Linked DNA regions of Homo sapiens: all the other regions are linked to region 1. A link is a contact called in ENCODE Hi-C or POLR2A ChIA-PET data. All regions are on one chromosome and are shown on one strand. The core of a region is the stretch at or near the end of the contact, and the rest is flanking DNA. Distances in the headings are between cores, read along the strand shown.

The links. A loop is a pair of places that touch in the nucleus more often than their neighbours do. ChIA-PET counts read pairs that join two places held with the same protein, here RNA polymerase II (POLR2A). Pooled maps may share reads with other maps.
Region 2: a map of ascending aorta shows a loop between it and region 1 (6-fold over the local background). The contact joins the enhancer-like site here to the promoter of FHIP1B in region 1. A Hi-C loop is called at or near these places in 1 of 168 maps with a recorded cell type or tissue (ascending aorta), 2 of 37 single-sample maps with no recorded cell type and 11 of 50 pooled maps.
Region 3: a loop to region 1 is called in a map of CD4-positive, alpha-beta T cell, with 6 times the contacts of the local background. The contact joins the promoter of AKIP1 here to the promoter of FHIP1B in region 1. A Hi-C loop is called at or near these places in 1 of 168 maps with a recorded cell type or tissue (CD4-positive, alpha-beta T cell) and 6 of 50 pooled maps. POLR2A ChIA-PET finds 5 or more read pairs at or near these places in 1 of 52 experiments (Panc1).

What each region holds. Positions count from the first base shown.
Region 1 is chr11:6,232,030-6,235,885 of GRCh38, reverse strand. It overlaps FHIP1B (FHF complex subunit HOOK interacting protein 1B), which reads left to right and starts at 1,250. Exons shown (of 12, transcript NM_001098794.2): 1 at 1,250-1,342. It also overlaps a transcript of CNGA4 not described here. RefSeq lists enhancers at 836-915, 313-1,003 and silencers at 1,046-1,345, 1,526-1,575.
Region 2 is chr11:3,421,225-3,425,080 of GRCh38, reverse strand. It overlaps the pseudogene FAM86GP. Among named protein-coding and RNA genes, the nearest start is that of ZNF195, 44 kb to the right of the region's middle. RefSeq lists silencers at 1,793-2,002, 2,503-2,642, 2,673-2,812. Within about 2 kb of position 2,085, at least 36 of the 41 ENCODE cell types and tissues checked have a DNase peak (open chromatin) inside an H3K27ac peak, as active enhancers do; they include ascending aorta, where a contact is called at or near this core.
Region 3 is chr11:8,909,478-8,913,333 of GRCh38, reverse strand. It overlaps AKIP1 (A-kinase interacting protein 1), which reads right to left and starts at 2,145. Exons shown (of 6, transcript NM_020642.4): 1 at 2,111-2,145; 2 at 1,663-1,890; 3 at 801-881. The coding sequence starts at 1,884. It also overlaps a transcript of DENND2B not described here. RefSeq lists enhancers at 1,841-1,930, 1,941-2,010 and a silencer at 2,101-2,380.

The DNA.
Region 1 (3,856 bases), core at 1-2,500:
CTAACTGCAACCTCCGCCTCCCGGGTTCAAGCGATTCTCCTGCCCCAGCCTCCCAAGCAGCTGGGATTACAGGCGCGCGCCACTACGCCCAGTTAATTTTTGTATTTGTAGTAGGGACGGGGTTTCACTATGTTGGTCAGGCTGGTCTCGAACTCTTGACCTCGTGATCCGCCCGCCTCGGCCTCTCAAAGTGCTGGGATTACAGGCGTGAGCCACCGCGCCCAGCCGGTAAAGTACTTTTAAAACTACATGCCTTATCTGAAACTTCTATTTTTCTATTTTAGTTTATCTTACTCTTGCTTGTTTCCCAAGACTCGGCTTAGACACCGTCACCTCCCGGAAGTCTTCCCTAAGCTCCTTCACCGTACCTTCCTCTCATCCTCTATACATGCAAATCATGCTAAGTGCTGCTCCTAGGTGGCCCCCGTAGTAATGTACTTATTACACTACGCTGCAATTCTCTGAGGTCCTGGAGAGCAGAGGCCGGTTCTAATTGATCCGGAATCCAGCTGGGCATGCAGGCACTTATTCCGTGTTCCTTGACTAAGTGCTCAAGGGGTGACGGAGCAGCACAGCACAGCGGTGTTGGGGGAGCCAGGGGCAGTCACCGCTGGGGTACTAAAGTAGAGACCAAGCTATGCACGACGATGGAGCAAAATGAACTAGAGTGCCCGCAGTCAGCCCTCTCTAGGGCTCCACTTTTCCGCAGGCCCGGCCCACCTACTGATTCCTCCTCTCTTTTCGTGATAGCCTCGCCCCTCCACACCCACTCTTCCACTCCAAGCGTCTCCTGGAATCCATGGCCCCACCCCTTTCTCGCTCGTCTTTCTTCCGGCTCCATCTCTCCCAAGCCCCGCCCTTCTGATCTTTCCCTGCCTGTAAAAATCGCCTCTCCTTAGGTCCCGCCTTCTGCCCTCTGGTTCCACCTTTCCTTCCCGGGCTCCGCCTCCGCCCTGCCGGCCTCCACCTTCCCAGAGGCCTTCGCCTATGACACGCCGGAGTCCTTCTGAGGGGCGGGGTTTACGTACGAAGGGACGGAACCAAGAGGAGAGGCGGTGCTCCTCCCTCGGATAGCCGTCGGCGACCCCGCCCTTGCGTTTAGCCGTTGCCAGGAAACAAGCGTCCTTGCTCGGGTTTGGTCCGGCTCAGCCAATGAGCTGGCACGCCATTGCCCAGTCGTGCGACGCCGGGCGGTTGCGTGTGGTGCGCGGGGGCGCGGGCTGCGTGTGGCGCGGGGCGGGGCGCGGCTGGTGCGCTTGAGAAGCGATGGCGGCGGCCTGAACTCACCTAACACCGCAGCAGCAACCGGGCCCGGCCAGGTTCGGCGTTCCGTGAGTGAACGGTACGCATGGGCCAGAGGGCCTGGAGAGTCGTTTGTGGGGATGAGAGACTGGGAAAAGACGGTGACGGGTTTGGTTACTGTACTGGTTGTGAGGGGTTGGCAGGTGGTGAGGGTCCGGGTGTGAGTGTCTAAGATAGGGAAGGAGGGTGAGAGCTTACAGGTGAGTGGACAAATGAGGGGCTGTGAGAGGCTGGGTGCTTTCGGAGGTGCCAAGTTGAAGGGACTCCTGAACGCGGTTTACTAGGGCTGGGGCTACTGAGGGCTGGTGTGAAGGATACCCTGGGACTAGAGTGAGGGGTAAGGCCTGCGCGAGGAGAGAGAGAGTAAAAGGCGCAGGTGGGAGCCTGCGGGGTGGCGGCAAATTGGTGAGGGAGTTGAAGGCGAGGCATGGGAGGAGGGAATTAGGGCTTGTGAGACTTGGATAAAGGTGAGAGGTTGGTTCTGAGGCCTCCTTCGATGGACTGCCCTGTCCAGTGAGAGCAATAGTTTTAGACAAAGTAGGGCAGCTTAGATGGAAGTGTTGTGCACCTGACTCCTCTGCTCCCATGGACTTTCCATATTCTGGAGGACGAGAAAATGAAGGTGTCATAGGCAATAGTACTATGGTAATGAAAGTCATATTTGAGGCTCAGACTTCAACAGAGTAATCACAGAAACTTCAGTTCCTTCGAGTTCCTTCTCTGGACTGCATAGTTGAAGATGGGCCCTCTCATGAAGGGTTTTGCGCTGTGACAGCTTGTGTTTTCTCTCTACTTGCTTCTGGACAACCTTATTCCACTGTTGCTCCTTACCTGTGCTTAACTGTGGGTCTTTGATTGGATTGACCATATTCAGTTGCTAATTCTACTTTTATGGAGGTCATATGGTTTGCCCTATACAGTACTATATTTAGGATCCCAAACAGGATGGCCTTACTCTCCTTTCTTACAGTTGAATTTTTTAAAAAGCTAGTTTATATTATATTTAAAATGTGTGTTTGATGAGTTTTGACATGTGTACACATCTGTGAAATCATCATCAGTCTCAAGATACTGAACATTTTAGCCACCTGAAAATTTATCTCTTCCTCTCCACACCCTGTAGTTGGGTTCATCTTACTAGCATTCTTTTAGGTCCTCTTCTCCCCACCAACCCAAATGCACGTGAAATTCTGGAAAGTTGGTTTGGCATTCAGTGATAATGGCCACTTTCACACTACTAAATTTTCCTCTCTACTGCTAGTCAGCCATGGGGTTGGGACATCCTATTCTTTCCAGACTCAGAAAGAGTTAAGTCTTTCCTTAACTCTACAGTGGACAGGGAGAGACCATTTCCTGAGAATTAGACAGCCTCAGTCCCCATTCTTTTCCAGAGTCTTAGCTTCAGAGCCAACTCCTATATCCTGTGGTATATTCTCATTGCTTCTTTCTGGAGTCCAGACAGGCCTCCATATTGGTAGAACACTTGGCAACTTGCCCAGTCAGTCAGAACTTACAGTTCAGAGTTTAGAGTAGTGGTTCCTAAACACTGGACCAAGGACCCTGTACATGATAAAATTATCATCTATCCAAGATGGAGGGAGAGAAAGACAGTATGGTTATTCATGAAGATAAATTTATTCTCAGAGATTATCATTCCTATTCTTTTGGTGTTGCAGTGCTCTTTCGTTGATGCAGTAATGGTAACAGTAGATGGTGGGTTAAAAAAAAAAAGATCTAATTTACCCAAATAAAAAGTGTCAACCCAATTTTTAATTTTAAAAATTATTTCTATAGCTTTATGAACTTCAGAAATTTAAAGTGATGATGGTGTGGCTGTTGTATTAGGTTGAGGAAGCATACATTTATACAATGATTCTGTATAACTTAACATCTGAACAGCATTCATGCTTTACATAGGGATTTCAAATTTTATTATACTGATTTATATAGATACCTTGTAGACAAAGACAGGAACTTTCATTTTATAGATGAGAAATTAAATTCAGTAGCCAGAGATCATACAGGGATACAGTGGCAAGGCTGAACCCAGAATTTTGTCTCAGAGTGAGAGAGACTTTGGGAAAGAAGATTTATAATAGACACTGAAGGTGATGTGGGAGGATTTTTTAATGATTTGTAATTGTTCTATTTCCAAAAGACAGAAAAGGGACTGTGAGAGTGACATAGGGATGAAGGTTATGTTTAATGCTGTCGCAGTGACATTGGAACAGGTATATATAATACCTGGATCACATCTTGATAGTGGATCATATCATGATAGTGATAGGATGAATCAAATCAAATATTAGATGGTTCTTAGGGACTGTCTAAATCCTTGTTATAATGGAGAAAGCACTGGATTTGGTAAGCTTATTGTTTGCTATCCCAAACTCTGTTGAAATAGTAGTGCATTAAGTATAATGGATTTTGATTTGTATCATATAGTGAGTGGTAGTTCTGAGAGGATGAAACATACATGAGGATGATGATGTAGAGATAGAAACATGTTTAGGGTACTGTGTTAATCATTTATTCCATATCTGCTCTGTGCCAG
Region 2 (3,856 bases), core at 836-3,335, 2.8 Mb after region 1:
GACTGAGGCAGGAGAATCGCTTGAACCCGGGAGGTGGAGGTTGCAGTGAGCAGAGATCGCGCTATTGCACTCCAGCCTGGGCAACAAGAGAGCGAAACTCCGTCTCAAAAAAAAAAACAAAAGAAGAAAAGATTTCTTCTGTGTGCATGGCTCAGCTCTGTGGTCCGCTAGGGTCTTTCCTCAATCCGCTTCCAATCTATGGAATCAGGAAAGACTGAACCAACCTCGATTTATTAATATTTTAGTATAACATAATACAGTGGTACTTATTATAGTATTGACCGTATATGCCCTTTTGCTCCTTGGAGGAAAGGCAATTAATAGCTATTATGTGAGTTAATAAAATAAGCCCAGGATTTATGAGTGTAACTAACCTGTTCCCATTGGTTTTCCTTCTCTCCTGCAGGCAGAGAGCTGATCAAAACAGCAAAAGCAAAGCAGTGCCCCGGCCCAGTTCTAAAGCCAACCTTCCTTAATCACCCAGACCCATCCCAGGTTAGGACATGCTGTGGATTCTCAGGTGACTCCATCTCAGGATACAGGGACTGAGAGGGTGTATGCAATATCTCAGACCCAGAAACTGTTGATTCTGTCTAAAAACACAGCAATAACCACATCCCACCCTCTTGATTTAAATGAAAGTGTTTGGGGGAATAAAAGATGAACCTTTTTTTTTTTTCTTTGTCAGATCTTGCGCTCATTTGGTTCTGGTGGGGAACAACAGCTGTGAGAGAACACGTGTATTCAAATAGAATTAATTCCCCTCTCTTATTCTCGCAGCTGAGCAGGGCTCAAGTGCCTCTCATCTGAAAGAGGTAATAAGATTTTGTCTGTCTCCTCATCTACCTTTTGCAAGTACACTGAACAAATTAGCTCTCGGGACTCTTCCAAATGGAGTTTTATGAGGGATTTGCTAAGGTAAACGTTTTAGACTTTGAACACAGTTCAGATTTCAGGGGCAGTACTGAAATCTGAACTGTGTTGCTAACTGCCCAGCCTTTCAACTCAAGACACAATAACTTTGAACTAAAATAATTATATTTTTGTTGTTTTCCACTCTGTCCCCCACGTCTATATCACCACCACCCCCAATCCCGCCCCCCAGGAGCTAACTCCTCCTTCCTGTCCCTGCAAGATCAAAACTCCTCCTGGAAGCCCCGCTAGCTCTGTCTGCTCGCCTTCGTGGCAGATATCGCTATTGTACTTTTATACTTATTTGTGTGATAAGTACCTCAATGTCCACTTCTTCCACGAGCCCCTGAGCCCCTGGAGGGCCTGGACCACACCTAGTTTTTCTCACTGTTACATCTCCCTTGCCAGACACATGGTAGGCGCTTAATAAGTATTTGGTGAACGAATGGCTTGTTTGGTGACAGTCCAAAGGGTGGGGGACAGAGGGAAAACTCCCTCCTATCGGGCCCCGGACGGGTGGCGCTGATGGAGAGGAGGCTAGGATAACGCCTCCAGGACCGAAGCGCGCACCCATAAGGCCCCTGCCAAAAAGACCTTCCTGAAGGCGGAGGAACTGCGAGAGTGCCTACGTTGGCCCAAGGCCTGACCGGACGATCCCGGGGACCCTCGCCCTAACCGGCCCCGACTCCCGGGCCCCAAACCCGGACTCGGCCCCGCCTGAAGCTCCGGATCCTGGGGCCCGTCCCTGGCTCCGCGTCGGCAGACCGTGGGCTCGCTCCTGGGCCTGCCTCAAACTCTCCGCAGGTAACGCCTCCCGAACTTGAGCCACGCTCCAATCCCCTCCTCAAACCCCTCCCCGTTTCTCACACCCTGGACCCCTCGCTCCGTCTCGGCCCCGCCCCAAGCCCAGCTCCCTCTCGGCCCCTGAGCCCAGCCCCGACCCGCCTCCCAGTCCCTGGGTCCCTCCCGACACCGGCCCCTCCCTAAGCTCCGCCTCCCAGGGCCCGCCTCCTGAGCGCAGCCAGCAGCCCGGACTCGGCCCCGCCTCCCGGACCCTGGGCCCCTCCCCACGTAGGCCCGTCCTAAGCTCCGCCTCCCAGAGTCCGAGCAGCGCCTGGCCACGTGCTACGACATAGTCAACGCCCCGCCCTGGCCCCGCCTCCTGAGCCGTTCTCCGGGTCTGGCCTTAGCCCCGCCCTAGGACCTGTCTCCTGGGCTCTGCTCCGAGTCTCGCCTCCTGAACCCAATCGTCCTTTACCCCCACCCTAACGCCCGCCTCCAGGACTCTTATCCTGCCCCCACGCAAGGCCCCGCCTCCAGGACGTCTCCAACCTGGATGTTTCCGAAGCCCCGCTTCCAGGATCGCCCTGTCCTGGCCCCGCCCCAGGACACGCCAACCTGAACTCTCCCCAGGACCTGCCCCAACGACGCTTCTCCTGGCCCTACCCCAGGCCTCGCCCTCAAGACGCTCATTCTGGCCCCACCCCAGGCCCCCGCCTCATAACGCTCATCCTGGCCCCGCCCTAGAGCCGCTCCCACGACTCTCATCCTAAGCCTACCCCCAGGCCCCGCCCCCTCTCTGCCCCCGCGCACTGCCCTGGGCCCGCCCCCTTTTCAGTCCAGGCTCGGCTTCCGCCCGGTCTCCCGGCAACGCTGCGGCCCCGCCCCCGTCATGGTGCCCGAGGAGAACGCGGGGACCGAACTCTTGCTGCAGAGTTTCGAGCGCCGCTTCCTGGCGGCGCGCGCACTGCGTTCCTTCCCCTGGCAGGTGGGCGGCGGGGCGAGCGGAGAGGCCCGCGGGGCTCGCGGGAGTCCAGGGGCAGACGGGATGGGTCTCCGTGCTGAAGCCTCCAGCGCTCCCGCCACGTGAATGCCTGGGCTCCCGCCGGTCAGGTCCGCGCGACCCGGTCCCCGTCCCTGGGGCCTGGCCAGAGTTGCTCGCACCCCTCCTGCCCCGCGAGCTGGCGGGAGAAGCTGGGGGCCTCTCCACCGTCTTGGGGGGCAGACGCGCACTCGTTGTGGGGTACAGTTCACGATCATTTTCACGACTTTTTAAAGACAGTAACCGTTCTGGTCACTGGGACAGAGCTGCCCTCGCCCATTCTAAAAAGTCAGCGCCCTCAGGACCACGGGTAACCACGTCCTCCTGAGCGCAGTGACCAGGTCACAGGCTGTCTCTCCTGCCTCAGTGTTCTCGTCTGTATGTCGAGCACTGCACAGAATCGGCTCATGCTCTGAGGTTCTCACGCCTGTGATGGAAGAGACAGAGAAGGGGGTGGCCTCTCGTCTCCCTGGGGACCTGCCATTCTCAGCACAGGCGCATGGCAGGCAGCAGCCTCCCTTCTGCCAGTAGAGGGGCTTAATGCACCCGGCCCCATTTGTAATTCATGTGCGGTGAGCTCACTGGGATGAGTGAGTTTGGATATATATTCCTCCCTGGGTCTGCCCCATTTTATGGGGTGTTGCTTAATCATTTGCGTTATTCCATTGATATGAAATATTTGCACTCAGAGATCATTTCCGGTCAGGAGAAATTTGTGCACTTTTAACCCAAAATAGAAACCTTCATAAAAGCATCATAGGTCTCCATTCAATATTGACTATAATTGTTCACATGCCCACGCTGAATGCTAACTTGGGCTCACCCTCAACACCCACGAGGTGGGTACTATTATTACCACTCACATTTGACCAGAGGGATTGTTTGATTAGGGTGCAGTAGTTGAGAGTTCAGACCCAGGAGACAGCCTGCCTGCTTCGAAACCTGGCCCAACCCCTGGCCCTGTGTGACCTTGGGCAAGTGACTGCATCTCTCTGTGCTGTTGTTTTCTTATTAATAAAATGGGGGATAGAATGATACCTACCTCTTAGGGTTGTTGTCAGGGTTGAGTACAAAAGCCTGTGGATCAGTGCCTGGCTCATGGTAAATGCATGTCAGTGTTAG
Region 3 (3,856 bases), core at 896-3,395, 2.7 Mb before region 1:
TGCCTGTAGTCCCAGCTACTCGGGAGGCTGAGGCAGGAGAATCGCTTGAACCAGGAGGCCAGGAGGTAGGGGTTGCAGTGAGCCGAGACTGAGCCACTGCACACCAGCCTGGGTGATGGAGTGAGACTCTGTCTCAATTAAAAAAAAAAAAAAAAGGTCGGGCACGGTGGCTCACACCTGTAATCCCAGCACTTTGGGAGGCTGAGGCGGGCGGATCACGAGGTCAGGAGATGGAGACCATCCTGGGTAACACAGTGAAACCCCGTCTCTACTAAAAATACAAAAAAAAAAATTAGCTGGGCGTGGTGGTGGGCGCCTGTAGTCCCAGCTACTAGGGAGGCTGAGGCAGGAGAATGGTGTGAACCCAGGAGGGAGAGCTTGCAGTGAGCCGAGATCACACCACTGCACTCCAGCCTGTGCCACAGAGCAAGCCTCTGTCTCAAAAAAAAAAAAAAAAAAAAAGTTAAAAAAAACCCCTAATATTTAACTTATTTGCTATGAAATTCGGCAAATAAGCTATTTTCCCCCCACTAGACTGAAAGATCACTGAGGGCAGAAGACCTTTTCTGACTTTTCATTGCTATATTGTCAGCTACAGGGTTAGGCATTCAATAAACATTTATTGGGTGAATTCTAACTTGGATTTACCCCCTGGTTTAAGTCCTTGACTGATTACAATCTGACCGTGAAGGCTGGGCAGGAGAAACAGGTAGTGTCCAGATTCTCCGTAAATTCCAGAAAGATCCAAATGTGGTCCATCAGCAGGTGATGGGGCATAGTTTTGGTTCACACCAACTTACCCCACACTGACTTGAAGTATAGTCCATGAATTCAGCCATTGTTCTGAAGGAAGCACTAAGGGTTGGGGGTCTCTCTTCTCTCTATTTGAATAAATGGCACGTCACAGGTTAGCTCTAGGATTCCCTACTGGAGAATGAAGCCATTTTGGAAATAGTCTCCTTTTTACTTTTGGAAAGGCTCTGCAAGTTTATGTCAGAAAGAACGATGTTATTGAGAAAGAATTCCAACTCTAAAAGATAGACATGCAATTTATCCAGGATCTAAGAGACAGGCTTGCAGGCTTTCCTCTACTATCAGATGATAGCTGTAAGATTTTTTTTTTTTTTTTTTTTTTGAGACGGAGGTTTCGCTCTTGTTGCCCAGGCTGGAGTGCAATGGCGCGATCTCGGCTCACCGCGACCTCCGCCTCCCGGGTTCAAGCGATTCTCCTGCCTCAGCCTCCCTAGTACCTGGGATTACAGACATGCGCCACCACGCCCGGCTAATTTTGTATTTTTAGTAGAGACGGGATTTCTCCATGTTGGTCAGGCTGCTTTCGAACTCCCGACCTCAGGTGATCCGCCCGCCTCGGCCTCCCAAAGTGCTGGGATTGCAGGCATGAGCCACCGCGCCCGGCTAATTTTTTTTTTTTTTTTTAAGTAACCAACCAGGGCTGAACACTACCGTTATTCTACAGCTACCCAACAAGAATCTGTCAAATGTAAAGCGTTTTGAAAGGACTTTTCCATTCATTGTTCTGATCCTTTCCAGCTTCCGCTAAGGGAAGGTTTCCTCAGCTGCTTCTGCGCTGCGCACCCCTGGCTCCCAGCGGGCTACCGCGGCGCGAAGGACTGGGGCGGCCCCCGGCACAGCGACCCTCACCTCTCCCGGGAGAACGCGCTGCGGGCCGGCTGCCGGCTGTTTCTCTAGGTGGGGCGCCTCCCGGGCAAGGACCCCCATGCAGCCTTTGGGACGCTCCAGGGCATGCCAGTCCACCGCCCTCCTCTTGGCCCTCTCCAGCACTTCTAGAGCCAGCCTTGCTGAACGCTGCAGGGAACGTCGGTCCACCCCATTCAGCGCTGCGGCCGCCAAACAGTTGTCCATGGCTCCCTGAGTGGGCACACAACGTACAAACGCCGGCGGGTCAGCTGGGCCGCGGCGACCCTGCTCCAAATCCGGGTGGGAGCCCCAGCCTCGACCTCCCTGGAGACCACCGCTCCTGGTCCGCCCCCAACGCACACTCCAGCGGGAGCCCAGCCAGGACTAGGCCTAGCGCGCCCGCCCCTTCCATTTTCATCTACCCCTTCCGCTACTTAGGGAGCCCCCTCACCCGGCTCACTCGTCAAGGCGCATGCGCGCAACGCTATTCTAGGAAGAGGGACCAGGCCTAGCGCTCCCGGCGGCGCCGGCGCAGCTGGGCCATTGGCGGAAGGCGGGAGAGGCGGGAGAGGCGGGAGAAGTGGGGGAGGCGGGGCGGCTGGGCGGCCAAACACGCCTTCTGCGTCCCAGCCTTGGCGTCTGCGCGCGAGTTGCCTGGTTAACTGCTGAGCGCTGGAGGCGGGGCGCCGGGCGCTGGGGGCCGGGGGTCGGGGGTCGGGGGCCGGGGGTCGGGGGTCGGGGGCTGGGGGCTGAGGACTGAGTCGAGCCAGCAGCCCAGGGCATCTGTCCACGCTGTCAGAGGAGCCTCTGGGCGTGGGGCTGGCCCTTAGAGGGCTACTGCGCTGCTTAACTTGGTGGGTATAAAGGCAGGTCTCCTGTTGAGCTAAAAAATTATGGGGTACCAGCTAGGTAGGCAACATAGCGAGAACCCGTGTAGACACACACACACACACACACACACACACTAGCCAGGAGTGGTTATGGGGTACCAGCTAGGTAGGCAACATAGCGACAACCCGTGTCCACACACACACACACACACTAGCCAGGAGTGGTTATGGGGTACCAGCTAGGTAGGCAACATAGCGACAACCCGTGTCCACACACACACACAGTAGGAGGAGTGGTGGCGCGCATCTGTAGTCCCAGGTACTCGGGAGGGTCGAGGTGGGAGGATCGCTTGAACCCGGGAAGCGGAGGTTGCAGTGAGACGAGATCGCGCCACTGCACTCCAGCCTGGGCGACAGAGGAAGACTTCGTCTCAAAACAAAAACATCATGGGGAATAAGGCAAGTGCCTCCCGCGCCTCTTTCTGCTTGGTCTACATTTTGGGGTGTCGCTACTCTTGTTTGAGGAGGTGATTAGGCCAAACTGTGTGGCTGCCAAGGTGGCCTTTGGAGAAGGGAACAGCTCGGGATTGAGGCGAGACGGAGGCGGGGCTGTCTGCAGATGTTCCTGGCCCCCGGGGCAGGGGGCGCCTGAGAAGTTGTAGGGTCTCTCATAATCCCTCAGCGCAGCTCTCTCTCCCCTCCAGTGGGAAGTACGGATTCACATATTTTTGGAGACCTGTTCTCTTGGGGTCTGACTCCATCTTTTAGGAAGACTGCACCATGTTTAAGTAAGGAACTGTGAATGCTTACTTAAACCATGTTTAAGTAAGGACCTGTCACTCCACTCCGCTGGTTATTTGGTAGGAGATACAGCCCAGGCTCTCACTGCTAATTAGTGACTCAGCCGCACCACCCAGCGCAAAGCAAAGCGCCGATGCTTAGGAAGGTCCACTTTGAGGGACACGCTCAGTGGGGGTCACTTTAAGGAACACAAATAAATCCTCCTTTAAGTCTCCTCTGTGGTTCATGAAAAAGGAGAGAAACTCCATCCTCACCTAGTCTCAACAGATGGCTTGATGAGCAATTATCAGGTACCAGGTGAGTAGTAGCCGACCAATACGACCTCCTTCTATGCTACTTAACTTTTGCAAATTTCCTGCTTTCCCCTTATAAAAAAGAATAACAGTGAGTGAAACCCTACATTATTCTTGAGATGATTTTTTTTTCATTTTATTGGTATTCCAAAACATTTCCTTCAATAAGGGTTTATCAAGTGCCTCCTTTAGAACATAGTGGTTGTACGTGCATGGGGTCCTGTATATCCACTCGGGAGAGCTGGTTTGAATTCTGGCTCTGCCATCTTTTTT